Regions from separate parts of the Homo sapiens genome. Here all the other regions are linked to region 5. The links are chromatin contacts, found by Hi-C or POLR2A ChIA-PET in ENCODE. All regions are on one chromosome and are shown on one strand. The core of a region is the stretch at or near the end of the contact, and the rest is flanking DNA. Distances in the headings are between cores, read along the strand shown. Region 1 holds the start of UBE2B (ubiquitin conjugating enzyme E2 B). Region 2 holds the start of RAPGEF6 (Rap guanine nucleotide exchange factor 6). Region 3 holds the start of VDAC1 (voltage dependent anion channel 1). Region 4 holds the start of SEC24A (SEC24 homolog A, COPII component). Region 5 holds the start of KIF3A (kinesin family member 3A).

What was found. Hi-C counts contacts between places; a loop is a spot of excess contacts on that map. ChIA-PET counts read pairs that join two places held with the same protein, here RNA polymerase II (POLR2A). Pooled maps may share reads with other maps.
Region 1: a loop to region 5 is called in a pooled map, with 6 times the contacts of the local background. The contact joins the promoter of UBE2B here to the promoter of KIF3A in region 5. A Hi-C loop is called at or near these places in 5 of 50 pooled maps. POLR2A ChIA-PET finds 5 or more read pairs at or near these places in 2 of 52 experiments (H1 and naive thymus-derived CD8-positive, alpha-beta T cell).
Region 2: a map of CD8-positive, alpha-beta T cell shows a loop between it and region 5 (9-fold over the local background). The contact joins the promoter of RAPGEF6 here to the promoter of KIF3A in region 5. A Hi-C loop is called at or near these places in 2 of 168 maps with a recorded cell type or tissue (CD8-positive, alpha-beta T cell and naive thymus-derived CD4-positive, alpha-beta T cell), 1 of 37 single-sample maps with no recorded cell type and 11 of 50 pooled maps. POLR2A ChIA-PET finds 5 or more read pairs at or near these places in 1 of 52 experiments (activated CD4-positive, alpha-beta T cell).
Region 3: a loop to region 5 is called in a pooled map, with 4 times the contacts of the local background. The contact joins the promoter of VDAC1 here to the promoter of KIF3A in region 5. A Hi-C loop is called at or near these places in 1 of 168 maps with a recorded cell type or tissue (naive thymus-derived CD4-positive, alpha-beta T cell) and 6 of 50 pooled maps. POLR2A ChIA-PET finds 5 or more read pairs at or near these places in 1 of 52 experiments (activated CD4-positive, alpha-beta T cell).
Region 4: a pooled map shows a loop between it and region 5 (4-fold over the local background). The contact joins the promoter of SEC24A here to the promoter of KIF3A in region 5. A Hi-C loop is called at or near these places in 4 of 50 pooled maps.

What each region holds. Positions count from the first base shown.
Region 1 is chr5:134,370,145-134,372,844 of GRCh38, forward strand. It overlaps UBE2B (ubiquitin conjugating enzyme E2 B), which reads left to right and starts at 1,425. Exons shown (of 6, transcript NM_003337.4): 1 at 1,425-1,495. The coding sequence starts at 1,452. It also overlaps a transcript of CDKL3 not described here. RefSeq lists enhancers at 544-1,139, 648-717, 1,658-1,757 and a silencer at 1,188-1,237.
Region 2 is chr5:131,633,871-131,636,570 of GRCh38, forward strand. It overlaps RAPGEF6 (Rap guanine nucleotide exchange factor 6), which reads right to left and starts at 1,359. Exons shown (of 28, transcript NM_016340.6): 1 at 1,092-1,359. The coding sequence starts at 1,160. RefSeq lists enhancers at 549-1,131, 1,079-1,168, 1,261-2,460, 1,469-1,718, 1,729-1,928.
Region 3 is chr5:134,003,615-134,006,314 of GRCh38, forward strand. VDAC1 (voltage dependent anion channel 1) reads right to left here and starts at 1,361. Exons shown (of 9, transcript NM_003374.3): 1 at 1,281-1,361. RefSeq lists enhancers at 85-134, 145-194, 1,845-1,964, 2,035-2,094, 2,135-2,204 and silencers at 425-1,464, 1,525-1,584, 1,625-1,674.
Region 4 is chr5:134,647,424-134,650,123 of GRCh38, forward strand. SEC24A (SEC24 homolog A, COPII component) reads left to right here and starts at 1,362. Exons shown (of 23, transcript NM_021982.3): 1 at 1,362-1,750. The coding sequence starts at 1,654. RefSeq lists enhancers at 903-962, 973-1,262, 1,010-1,547.
Region 5 is chr5:132,736,261-132,738,960 of GRCh38, forward strand. It overlaps KIF3A (kinesin family member 3A), which reads right to left and starts at 1,286. Exons shown (of 19, transcript NM_001300791.2): 1 at 1,154-1,286. The coding sequence starts at 1,159. RefSeq lists an enhancer at 591-690 and a silencer at 841-1,150.

The sequences.
Region 1 (2,700 bases), core at 175-2,674, 1.6 Mb after region 5:
GGGCAAGGCTGAGGCAATGTTAAGGTCCTCATTCCACCCTCCCTTTACCTGTTGAACTGAACAGTTCCCCAAATGGATACAAAAGTACTCAGAGTCCTTAGTATAACAAAGTCCTGAAGGTAGGAATTGGAAGCAATAGAGGGAAGGACGGTGACCACAGAAAATATTCAAGGTCTTTGGGAGGTCAACACCTCTGAACCCCCTGGTGGTGGGGGGCCCTTCTGGCCCATTTGCACCTTTCTTGCTAGTGTAGAAAACCTGAAGTTATCTCAGGCTAGATATATAACCCTCACTCATGTCTGCCGGAGCTCTCCCCCAGAATATGAATCATATTTGTAGGTTTCTTTGACAACCAACCACTCATTGATATGCTTGGAAGACTGCACCCCCACATTCCTTAAAAATACAATGGTACTCCCCCACCATAGGCAAGTCCCCGGACTCTGACACATATCTTCAATTGAAAGCAGACCCAGAAAGGAAAAACTGCATAATACACCATCCTTTAATATTTGCCCAGAATTTCCAATACTAGAAACCCCACTGCAAAGCAGAAAGACTATCTGGTAGCTTCAAGGAACCATTTCAGGAGATTGTTGTGTGGGCCTCAGTATTCAAGGCTGCCTTAGAAGATCGTGCGATCCTCTCACTCTTCTTGCCCCAAGTACCAGAGTTAATAAGCCACTGAACCAACCAGAGGGGAATTATTTTTGGTCCCGGTTTAAAGAAAACAAAACAAGCTGTTGATTCTGCCATGACCTCTTGGGTAATGTTGTCTCTATACCTGTGATAAACAGAAAACAACTAATAAAGGTTTATCCCGCCCTCACCCTCTTAAACCCGCTTCACAGACCTGGCTGAAACTCACATCCAGGCGAGGCGCTCACGTGACCCGTTCTAAACGCGTCATAGGGACACGTGGTTCTAGATACTTCTCCCCCTCCCACTCAGGGGTGGATTGTTGACAAGGCCGCGGGCAGTCACGTGATCTTACATCATCCCACCTCCTTTCCCTGAAATCTCTGGCCCGGATGCGTCCCTCTTTCTCCACCCCGCCGAGCCTAAACTAGTGACGGGGAGGGAGACGGGATAGTGTTTCTGTTTCGTGGTCTTTGAATCCACAACCTCTAGTCTGAACACAGAGAACACAAATTTGTCTATTACTTCAGGAAGCCCAGGGGGAACCGCGCCCCGCTGAAGGGCTCGGGGAAGGCGCGCTCCCGCGTCCCGCCCCCTCCTCCCCCAGCACTCACACTGTGGTAGCGGCGGAGGGCGGAGGGATCCGGAGGCGGCGGAGGGAGACGTCATTGCAGGGTTGTTTGTCAGTCTCGGCGGCGGCGGCGGCGGCGGCGGCGGCGGCGATCCACAGTGATTCGGCCGCCGCGCCGGGGGGTGGGGGGGCTGCGCGGGACTTTTTTTTTTTCAGACTGACCGCGGGGCAGCTGCGGAGCATGTCGACCCCGGCCCGGAGGAGGCTCATGCGGGATTTCAAGCGGTAAGGGCCTTCACCTTCGCCTAGATGACGGCCCCTCAAAGCTGCGGGGCTGCAGGGCGTGGATCCCAGACACCTTCCCCTTTGTGACCCTCAGAGGGCCGGCTGTGGGCCCAGCGGGACTGGCGGAAGCCGGGTCCTAGCCTCGGCCCTACTCCCATAAGCTTTGCCGCTCGTTCTGGCGCCCGAAGAAATTTTGATACTGCTTCCCCTCCCCACAAAAAGTAAAACGGTGTCGATCGACTGGTCTAGGGTTCCCTGCTGCCCATTTCGGCCAGCTGCCCGGCGTCTCGCCCAGGCGATCAGACATTATCCGCCCGCCCCTGCACCCTGCGGCGCCCCCTTCTTGTCCCCTCAAAGTGAGCTCCTGCGGGAGCTTGTTCCTCTCCGGCAGCACCAGTCAGCTTTGTTTCACGGCCCCGCCGTCTTCTCCGAGGAGCCGTGTTGGGGCGAACCCCTCTCCCGACTCCTGCCAATCCTTTCCATTTGTGCCCTGAGGGTGGGGTCCAGTGCGTGAGGCCCGGAGGTTAACCCATCCCCCGAAACCCGACTCTGTCCCCGCCCGCCTGAAAGGACCTTGGGAACTGACTTAGAGATCTGGGACCTTAGAGCTGGCCACCCCGGCTGCCAGTGCTTTCTGGAACTCAGCTCTGGCTGGTGAAGAAAGCCCCTATCTATAGCCTCCCGAGTCTGGAAAAATGCCTTCCCTTAGACTGGCGCTAATCTGATACTCCCTGGGCCTCCTTTGGTAAATAAAATAGGGTTTTGTTAGGAGGTATTGGGGTTGTGAGATAGAAAATGATTATTCCGTTGTTTACCTTTTATTGGATACTTAGAGACATAGAAAAAATAAGTGAGAAAACATCATTTTGATACTCTGCACATTTTTCTTAACATTTTTTCTGGGGACACCTGCCCTAATTGAACAAAATATCTAGCATAAAAACTTAGATTTGTCGCTCAGGAAGTCACCTCTCAGCTATTATAAAGCCTATGTGAGGCACTTGGATTTGGCCAACTTATTTAATTCATTCGTAGCTTCTCTTAGCCATTTAAAGGTAGGCGTCAAGCAGTGCAGTTCTTCTAAGGCTTCTGTTCGTGGTGGCCTAATTTGCTTGAGATTGACTAAAAACCATTTTTTTAATGTGGACTAGTTGCAAATTATGATGCCCCATGAAAAACAACTGCATATGTATTTGTGTGTGTAT
Region 2 (2,700 bases), core at 109-2,608, 1.1 Mb before region 5:
CAAGAATCATCATAAGGAAACAAACACTCATCGAATTATAAATGTATATCTCAAAAAGAGAACTCTGGAAAGTGGTAGAATTTGTGTTGTTCCTATGCAAACATCAGGATCTTCAATAACATAATTTGACCTATCATGGCTTCCGTTGTGACCTGAATAATTGTCACGACCCAAAAGGTCAGCCCAACGTTACTGAGACTCAGTATGCAAAACACTACATATCTGAAAAACTCCAAAGTGAAGAATTAACCAAAGCATTTCATTTCATTTACTGCAACTTTAAACAAAACAATCCAATAATCCACTCACACTGTTTAGTGTTTTGTTTAGAAAATATGTCCCACTTGTTATAGAAACCTCCAAATCAAGGAAAACCTTCCCCAAAACCTTAGCATTCTACCGGGATAAGCAAAGCTAACAGGTTTTAGTTATATGCCTGAAAACTAGCCTTCATGAAGGTCGAATGAAAAATCTTTTAAGCTGATGCCATAACTGTTAACTCGACACAGCAAATTTTGGATCCAAGTACAAAATACTGTAAAATTTCCCAGTGACAGTCTGAAAAAGTACCTACAGTGGTGTTCTTTAAACATGCATCATCTACTACAGAATTCACCATTTGACTGGATGTAAACTTTTAAACTAACTTTGAAAACTTTATCTTTTTTTTAGGCAACTGTACAATATTTCAGAGACCTTTAAAGAAAAACTATTTCTAAATTACATGGCTGAGATACTTCCCTTACAATTTCCATCTCGTTTTTCATAGTCTACTTAAACGAATGGGCATCTAACTGCGAAACTCATATTACCCAACTCAGAAAATACGACTTAGTAATGGTGCTTTCTTAACGACACTCAGAAGCCCCCGGCAAGGACGGGTACGCGGGTTAAGACCGCATCACAGGCAGGAAGGGCGGTCGGCACCCTGCTGGCGACAAGGGCCTGGGTCAGGGAAGAGACTCAAGCGAACAGATTCCCAGTAGCAGGTGCGAGACTCTGGCAAGAGGGCAGTCGCCGCGGATTTCGGACAGACAGGAGGATGCTGTCTACTGGACTGTGAGACGCACATAAAGGTCAACCAGCCTCACCTCGGGAGTCCGCTCGGGTGGCTTCTTCCTCAACGCCTGCCTAGCGCCAGGGTCCACGGGTGAGTTCATGGCCACGGCCCGGGTACTCCGCAGCCTGCCCTTAGCAGCCCACGCCACAGTTCATTCACACTAGGTAGCGGGTGCGGTACCTTTCCCCCGCCCCAAGGAGGGAACTTCGCGCCGTAACAAGGTCCGAACTCTAGCAAACAACCCTTCGCAACGCCCGCCTAAGGCCTCTACCCACGCGCGACTGGCCGGAGACAAGTCTGCGCGGGGGCGGGGGAGAGTAAGTGCGCATGCGCAGCACGCACGCGCACGCTAAGAAACGCCCAAGGGAGTAACTCCACTGTGACGTTAAAATTGGGGCGGTGCGAGTAAGTCGTTTCCTGCTGTCGTCGTGAGATTTAAAGACACCTCGCGAGACCTCACCTAAATCAGTCACGGGGTCTGCCTTGGCGTTGTGGTTCCGTCTTCTCCATCCGTTGGAGACACCGGAAACGCGCTGAGGACCTGAGCAAAAATAGCATTTTGGGGCAGAACCGTGGGGAGGCGTTCTGACTGGAGAGAACTGTTGTGCCCAAATCCGGAAGCCCAGGGTGTGGCCAAGTCCGGCTTTGCGCTCTCCTCTGCAACTTCTACTGCCGACTTTGAATATGCGGAAGTAGAAGCCGCCATTCGGCAAAGAAGGAATTCCACGCACACCTCATATCTCTTTAAATAAAACGAGATCTCTTGTGAAAGCTGCCGACAGAGAAGTGCTTGATCTATTCGAAACGGACGTCCTGAGACCAGGGCAGAGAAAGCAAACATTCACGGCCAGGATAGGCAGCCGGTGCCGCGGCCAGCTCACGATTACCTTTGAGTCAAAAAACTAGATTTAGACTGCGTTCTTGTAACTAAATGCCCGGGGCAGCCCTCCCTCAGGCAACTGCGTTTAGGGTTGGGACTCGAGTGGCAACTTTTGCAATACTTTTTACATTCTAGTCTGCTTCCCAACAGACCGAATAAAGCCAGTTTTGTTTCACTGCTCCCTTGGTAAGAAAAACAGACCACCCTTAGGAGCAGCCAGAGAGCTGCTGAGGCCGTTTCAACAATAAGCTCACTGACAATTCCAGAATCCATCGTTCTAGGATACTCCTTACCCTTTCTCATAAGTTCATAGGTAACTAACTTTGGCGACACCACCTTTCCACTGAATTTTAAGCTCCTTGATGGCTGTAACTACATCTAGGTACACCTTGGTATTTCTCACAGCAGTTAGCATAGTTCACTAAATAACAAGGTGATTTATGATTATGACATGCTTTCCAATTAATGACTGCTTCACAGTAATTTTAATGACGTAATAAGAGTTAAAATTATATTTGAAAACAATGAGAGTTCAGGCTACAACACCGTTTCTGGGACCGGCAATGACTTAAGGACTGTTTTCTGTTGGTCCTGGGGCTTGCCCAAACTGGGAGTTTACAACATACTATTAGCATTTCTCTTTTTCAGGTATAGATCAAAAACTTTACCAGCGAAGTGTGGCATAGCCATTGTAGAAATAAAGTAATTGTGGAAAAAATCACAGGATGTTGCAGACGATCCGTTTTCCTCATTTTTTGTA
Region 3 (2,700 bases), core at 111-2,610, 1.3 Mb after region 5:
GCCACGTGTAGCAAAATGGTCTGCGGGGGATGGGCTGGATTCACCCAAAAAGCCCCAAGGGTGTCAGGGTTTCTACTTAGCCCTTCTCCACACCGGCACTGTTCTAAAGGTTTCATGCTAATTAATTCATTTTATTATTCCCCAAAACTCATCGAAGGAGAGGTACAATTGCTCCCGTCCTATAGATGAGAAAACGAAGGTATGGGGACTTCCCAGCTGTGTGACCTTGTACAAACCACTAAGACTGCGGGCCTCTAATCCAAAGTCAGGCTCCGAAACAGTTTCCAGAATGCACCGCCGCATTTGGCGAATGAATGAACGACCGAACCAGTAATCACTCCTAAGACCAAGAAGGCCACATCCTTCCCCGTGGGGCCTCCTTTTCCGAGGCCAAACCTTCAGCCCAGGCCCGAGCTCCGGCCTCTACCGCCTAAGTCGACTCTCGGCCGGCGCGTTCCGCTCTAGAAGGCTCTGGCACAGGCGGGCGGTGCCGGGCGCCAGCTTCTGCGGGCGTGGGCCGGCCAGGGCGCGTGGGCCTGGGGACTCGGGGCCACGGTCGTCACGTGAGCTCATCCCCGAGGCGGCAGCGTGGCCGGCACCCGCCCGCTGGCCTGGTCCGGCGAGCGTGGGCGGCGAACGGGTCCCCGCCGGATGCACGCTGGTGGGATCCAGGGCCAGAGGGCGCCGCCGGGGAAGGTCACCTAGACGCGCGGCCCGCCGGGCCTCCACGCGGCCGCCCTTGCACTTCCGCCCGCAAGCCCGGGCCGCCTCTCGCCGCCAGCCGCAGGCGTCTCTGGACCCTCGGCCTCGCGCTCCCCAGCCCAGACCTGTTCGGCACCCGCCTGTGCGGCCTTCTCTGCCCGCCCGCTCACCAGCCAGGCCCGCGCCGGCCGCTCGCGATCCCTCCCCGCGGCCGGGCTGCCGGGGCCCCTCGCCCGCTCCTCCCTCAGCGCCTCCCTCTCAGCTCCCCAGGGGCCTGGCCCCCGCCGTCCAGGGCGCAAGGAAGCCGGGGTCCTTTTCCGCTGCGCCTACCTCAGAGGATGTGGCGGCGGGCTCGGAGGCGGCTACGGCGGGGGCTGCGACGCGGAGGCAGGGAGCCGAGCCAGGGAGCGGAGCCGAGCGAGCGGCTGGGCCAAGGGCGGGGCGGCGCGGACGGCGGCGGCGCGGACCCGCCTCCCCTCCTGCGCGCCCGGCCCGGCGCGCTCCGCCCCCAGGCCCCGCCCGGGACAGCGTCCAGGCCGGGCCAGGGTCCCCATCCCGCTAGCGAGCCGCGTTCTTACCCTTCCGGGCCCCGCTGCCCCGGCAGCAGACACAGGAGCCTGCGGGCGTGTTGCGGGCGCGCGGGAGGACCTGCGTGAGTCGGGGCACGGGGAGGCGCCGGACTGACGTGTGCACCGTGTGTGCGTGCGCAGGGACACGCGGGTTCTTGCTGGAAACCTCGGCCCCAGTGGCAGCGCTCGGGAAGGGGGAGGAGGCCTTCCGATTCTCTGAGCTGTGGCCCGGAGGTCCCTGCGCTAATGGAAGACGCGCGGGGCTCCTGGGCCTCCTGCTTGGCCTCCGCGCTGCTAGATCCCCCGGGAGTTGATGTGGCCGGCGCTGGACCCAAGCCTCGCCTGGGTGGACAAAGTGGCCCCCGGCCCCCCATCAAAGCCCGCGTGGGCCCCATCCCCCGAGGGCAGTCCCAGGCCCAGCGCGGACACTGGGCGCCTGGGGCGGCGCAGATACAGAGTAGAGGCGGCGACTGTTGCTCCCGAGCTCCGCGCTCCGGATACAATGTGTCTGGCGCCTCCGACCCGCCCGCGCGGCGTCTAGACAATCTCAGAGAAAACCCCTGTGCGCCGATTTTGCACTACAGATTAGCGATTTTCTCCTGTAGCAAAGCTACTAGCAGCCAATTTCCATGCATTTGAGAGGCAAAAAGACAAAATAAAACAAAACGTGGATTGGGTTTTGCGAGGTCCCTGCTGGGTCTCTCGGCGCGAGGAGATCACGCCGGTTATGGCCGGCCGGCCGACTGAGGGCACCCCGGGTAACCCCCGCGACCAGCCGGGGCGTGTCCTGCGGGACCCAGTTAGTGTGTGTTGAGTGAACGGTCACCTCGCTGCTAGGCCTAAGCGAGTGGTCTCGTTCACCACTGAGTGTCCCCTGTGTTACGCGCGAGGCCCACTCGAAGCAGGTTTCGAGAATTAATTCGTAGATGGACGAAGATTCTACACATCCTTCGCCTTTGATCAACAAACGTCCTGGAAGGCTTGAGGCGTCTAGGGCCCTGTGGAGGAGGTGCCGGGTTACAGAATCAGGACACTCCTCACAGCCAGCTGCGACACTATCTAAAGCAGTGGGCAACTGGGGCTACGGAGGAGGCAATCAGGACTGGCTGCTGGGAAAAGGCGGCAGATTAAAAGTGGCGACTGGAGTTGGAAAAGGTGCTCCAGTGGGATAGGGTGCTGAGGAAGAGGGCAGCTGATACAGAGTGGGAGTGGGGTGCAGACAGGTTACCTAGGCCCTGTGTAGGGGCTGGGGGAGGGGTGACTGGGAATGTAAGGAAGAGCCCCCTTCAAGATCCTGAGGAGTGTAGGACGGATTCTATGACCCTCCCAGGCGCACGAGTTGCCTGGGAACTCTGGGCTTCCCAGCCTGGTGGTCCCCACCCCGCACACTGAGACTGGTGGGCAGGGGGAGGACAAGAACTCAGGGAGG
Region 4 (2,700 bases), core at 112-2,611, 1.9 Mb after region 5:
TGGCCAACATGGTGAAACCCTGTCTCTACTAAAAATACAAAAATTAGCCAGGCATGGTGGCAGGAGCCTGTAATCCCAGCTACTCGGGAGACTGAGGCAGGAGAATTGCTTGAACCCAGGAGGCGGAGGTTGCAGTGAGCGGAGATGGCACCACTGCACTCCAGCCTGGGCAACAGACCAAGACTCTGTCTCAAAAATATATATATATATATATTTTTTAAATAGAGATAAGGGGACTCTCCCTGTTGTCCAGACTGGTCTCAAACTCCTGGCCTCAAGTAATCCTTCTGTCTCAGCCTCCCAAAGTGCTTGGATTACAGGAGTGAGCCACCTTGCCCAGCCCGACACAGTGGTTTAGATCTGGCTTTTTTTTGTATGTAATATAACACTTCATAGCAGGCATTTGGTATTAAATGAATTAGGTAAGATGTACTTCACACTGAGGTTTCGAAACCGCGTGGCATGACATTTTAATCCACAGTACAAATCTGTAAAGGAGGGCTTTATCGTCAGCACAGAGCAGGAAAAACCTAAATAGAATGAAGGCAGCTAAGATGATTACTCAATCATTAATTAACTATGTTGTCCAATCACCGCAGTTTCGACCTCCCTTTGGCTTCAAAAGTCAAAAAAGTCAACTTGCAAAAAAAAAAAAAGTCTACTTGCTCTGAAAGGAAGTTTGAGTTCTTTACCTTACTGTAAACTCTTAGAAGAGGAAACAAAACTGCCATTTAAATGTGCTAATGAACTTGAGCGTGACTATGCTGTGAATCAGCGAGTTTCAAAATTAAAATTCCTCTGAGTCCTCCAGTCAAAGACAAAGGCCTCCTTCTTGGCTTGATCACACTATTAACATGTACACATATTTAACCACCTCTTTTTAAAACCCCTTATAATTTACATCTGAAACACGAAGACGAAATGTGAATGAAATACTGCGATGAACATTAACCGCCCCAGCTCCCAGTGGTGGTACGGTCTCAACAGAGGACGATGACTTCTATGGTCTCAGGTAATCTTCACAAAACCCGAGGAGAGGAACTGTCAGTCCCACCCCACGAAAGCGGCTACTGAATCTCAGATTGCCCCACGATCCTGGCTCTGCGAGCGAGGTCACGTTCACAACGGCGGGAATTTCCGTAGCGGTGACACACGGCACTTCCGGCCGGCCGTGAGAGTCGGTGACGTGGCGGCGAGGCCGGGCACGGTCGTCGGGGTCGGGGCACCAGGAGCTGTCAGGTGGCCTCGGGGCAGCCCGGCTGGCAGAGAAGAGTTCGCCGGCGCGGCGGCGGCTGCTGCGAGCCCGGAGCCGGAAGTGCCACGTGTCCTGATTGCGGCTGCGCGGCCGGCGGCTGACAGGCACTTCCGGCCAGGGCCTCCCTCCTTCTCTCTAGGTTTGGCTGCCGCCTTCTAGCCGGGCGTTCGCGGCCCCGCCGGCCCGACTCTCAAGCCTCAGCTCCCAGGCTAGGCTGTGGCCGCCGGTGGCCTGGGGAGAGTGCGGCGCCATGCCTCGGGCTTAATGCGCCCCCCCCTCTTCTCCCAGTCTTCAGTCTTAAGTCGTTAGCCTCCTCCCTCCGCTTTCAGCAGTGGTCTTTCAGCTCTCTTCTTGTGCGCTGTTGTCGACCCCGACCAGCCCCTTCCAACCCAGTCATCATGTCCCAGCCGGGAATACCGGCCTCCGGCGGCGCCCCAGCCAGCCTCCAGGCCCAGAACGGAGCCGCCTTGGCCTCGGGGTCTCCCTACACCAACGGTGAGTGCTGTCCGGGGGGAGGGCGCAGCCTGGCCAGGGCTGACTGACCTTTGCGTGCCACTGCTGCTTGAGGCGACATAGATAGAGAGAGTGACCTCCTTACCGGGTTCTGGCGCGGATGGTGGTGGGCGGCTGGGCCAGGGGACCACGGCAGTTGTGCACCTGTAGCCCCAGGCTCGTCTCAGTCTTTCACATTTATTTAGTCGGTCACCAAAACAGTAAATGAGCACCTGCTGTATGCAACGCCCTGGGTGAAACACGGGTGAGAAAATGCCTCAAAACTCGAATATAAGGATCATAGTGTTTGTGTGCCTTCGCCTTCCTTGCCACCTCACCCCAGTCTCCTAGAGAGCAGGATGTGGGGTCTGATTCTTCTGGGTTCCGCAGGCCCTGAAGTGGGGTGGGGGTCGTACTCAGTCTGAGTTTCTGGAGATGAATGCATGCTTTTGGGACACCCCTTTAGGGCCTACTCATCTCTCCCAGAACCTTCCCAGAATTGTACCTACAACAGCTGTTCAATGTTTCAGCTGTGGAAAAACCAAATAGAAGGGAGGATCTCCTGGTTGACTTCTAGATGTCTGGACAGCATTTGGAAAGTGGGTGGACACAACTCTCTGAATCTCTGACAAGAGTCTACATGTACATTATAGTTTGTCATTTGATGTGAGAATGTCTTATAATTTTATACCTCTTCTAGGATTCCTTAAATCGTCCTACATTGTGATTTGCTAAGATTATTTCAGTTGTTACAATAGACAAAGACTTTCTGCCGACAGATTGCCTACTTACCAATTTACTTACAAATCTTTGGTTTACAGAAATAAGACTAGTAGAATAATGCTAAAGAACTTAAGTTGCCCATTAGAGTCTAAGAGTTCTGTGAAGTTGGAGAATACAGACAGTGACTAAAATCTCTAATTTACATTGTTTTTAGAGAAGACCGCTGTTTT
Region 5 (2,700 bases), core at 36-2,535:
ATTAGTTGCTAAAATTGAGAAATTTCACAAAAATAATTTCTAAAGTCTCTTCTTGGGAGGAAAAAAAATGACCTGTTATCATCTGCAGACCATCATTCTTACATGGCAATACATTCCAATTCACCAGAATCTACTTCTCTCTATTGTAGGATACCCACCCACTTCATTATTAAGGTTTTGTGTCTTACGTCTGTAAATATGTATGATTTTCACCTCTGCCCAAGAAGGCAAGCCTCTCTCTTTCCAAGTTCAAGAACCTGACTGGTGTTGCTCAATGTTGTATCTTCAGGGCCTAGCATGTGGTTGGTGCCCAATATTTACTGAATTAAAACTTGAAAGCAGTGAACAGAACAAATATAGAGCATTTAATCTTAAATGTCAAGCACTGTCCTTCTAGTCTCCTGTGTATTATTTCACGCGGATAACAACCCCATGAGGTAAAGTTTACATGGGAACTAAGGACCCAGACAGATTAAATAATTATCCGAGGCCTCACAACCACTAAATAAGCGGCCATGGCTCAATTTTCCTCCATGACCCCTAATAAGGGGTCTTAGAAGGCCCCATTATTAAGTTCACGATAACAATCTGTGAAATCCTGGAAGATAAACATAACACCGCCACACACACAAAGACACCTACGGGTTTCATTCTGCATCATAAGCTAAAGCGCCACAAGAGCAATGACAGCTCAAGGCTAGGAGACTCGGAGTATGGGGCCTGGAATAGGGGCAGGCAGCCTTCGCTCCGCTGCCTCCCTGCGCTTGCTCCGAGGCGCAAAGGCCTCACCAGGTGTGCAGCATCCAAAGAGCCCCACCGTGGCCACCCCCAGACGCCCCGCTCAGCAGGAAGGGCTGCGAGCCAGAGCGCATCCTCCAGCACAGCGCCTTTTTGATAAGCGGCGCAGGCCCCACGGGATGCAGCAGCGACGAGGGCGGCAGGGCCTGACCCCAGGTCCCTGTCGAGGCCGGCCGGACCCCCGCGGCCCCGGGGCTGACCAGCCAGGCTCTCCAACCACCTCCACCGCACGACCGAGCCTGCCCCGCCCCACCCAGGCCGCCTGCCGGCTCCGCGCCTCCATGGCAACGGCCGCGCCCCCGGGCCAGGCCGCTAGGATGAGAAGAAACCCCAGAAGCGAAGCGACTCTCCTCACCGGCATCTTGGCCCCCTCCCGTGCCCGGCGGACGTCCCCGCCCGGGGTGCAGCCCAGCGACACCGGGTGCGCAGAAAGGATGGCCAGAGACTACCGAAACACCTCGTTGACGCTCTCGAGACTGCGGCTTCTCGGGCGAGAGCGCCCAGTGCGCAGCCGCATTCCGAGCTCGCCCCGCCCCAAGCCCAGTCTCAGGCTCTCTCGGCCCTTGAATTACGCCTGCGCGGAGGCTTTCCGAGTCCATCTCCTAGGACGCCAGACTGAGGCCGCGCGTGCGCAATGCTGCCATTCTGCTGCGCTAGAAATGTGGCACGCACTGAGGCGGAGGTAACCTGGCAGCCCGGGGTTGGGAGGAGGAGCTGCTCTTAGGCCCGTCTTCTGGCCCTTGCAATACCCGGAATATTAAAATCAGTAATAGCAATTGTACATTTTGTCTCATCCGAAGAATTGAAGACCTTACCTACCTGACCTCGCTTGATTGCTAACTTCCTCATGACCTGTCTTACCATTAGAAAGTGAGCTCTCTTAAGGAGATTGTTAGTATTCTCACATCTATCTCCAGAGCCCACACAGAGCCTGGCACAGAGTGGGATTTTTATACGTGTTGGTCAAAGAACCAGTGATCCGTCCATCCTCTTTCTAGTCCACTTGAATGTGTAATGGGCATTTCAAGTTAATCATGTCCAGAATTGAAATCTTGATCCCCCATCAATCGCCCCACTACCCACTCCACCCCCATCAAAAAATTTAAAAGGGCTCTCTCTCATCCCTCTCAGACTTTCTTCATCTCAATATGTGGGAGCTTAATTCCGACAACTGCTCAGGTCAAAATTGCAGTCTCTTTCATACACAATATTCTATCTTTAAATACAGCCTGTTGTATCTATCTTTGTAGTGGAACCAGAATTTGGCCACTTCTACCACCACCATCGTCTCTCACGTGCATTACTACAATCGCTCAGAACTGGTTTCCTTGATTGTGTGTCCTTGTCCCTTTTCAGTGTGCTGGACAGGAGCCAGAGTGCTGGTGCTAAAACATGAATCAGATCTTCTCTTTTCTCTGCTCAAAACCCTCCATTGATTTCCCATCTTACAAAGCTAAAGCCACAAGCCCTACAATCCTCCCTCTTGCTTCTTCTGCACCAGCCCCACCTGGCCTCCTTGCTTCATCCAACATTCCCGTCGTGCTTCCATCTTAGCATGCAAGGGCTGTGAGCTTGCAGTAGGAACTGATAGAAATAAAGATAAAGCATTTTACATAGTGCCAGTGTACTGTTCTACATGCTTTCGTTTTTTAATTCATTTAATCCACACAATAACCTTTTGAAATAGATACTATTTATTATTATTTTACAGATAAAGTAATTGAGGCACAGGACCATTAAATAACTTTTCCAAGGTCATACATATAAACAATGGCAGAGCCCAGGTCCAAACCCAGGCAGCCTAGACAGCTCTTTCCCTAAAAAACCACCTGACCACTCACCTCCTCCAGAAAGTCTTTGTTCACATAACCCCAGTGAACCCTAACATGATTTCCTTATTTA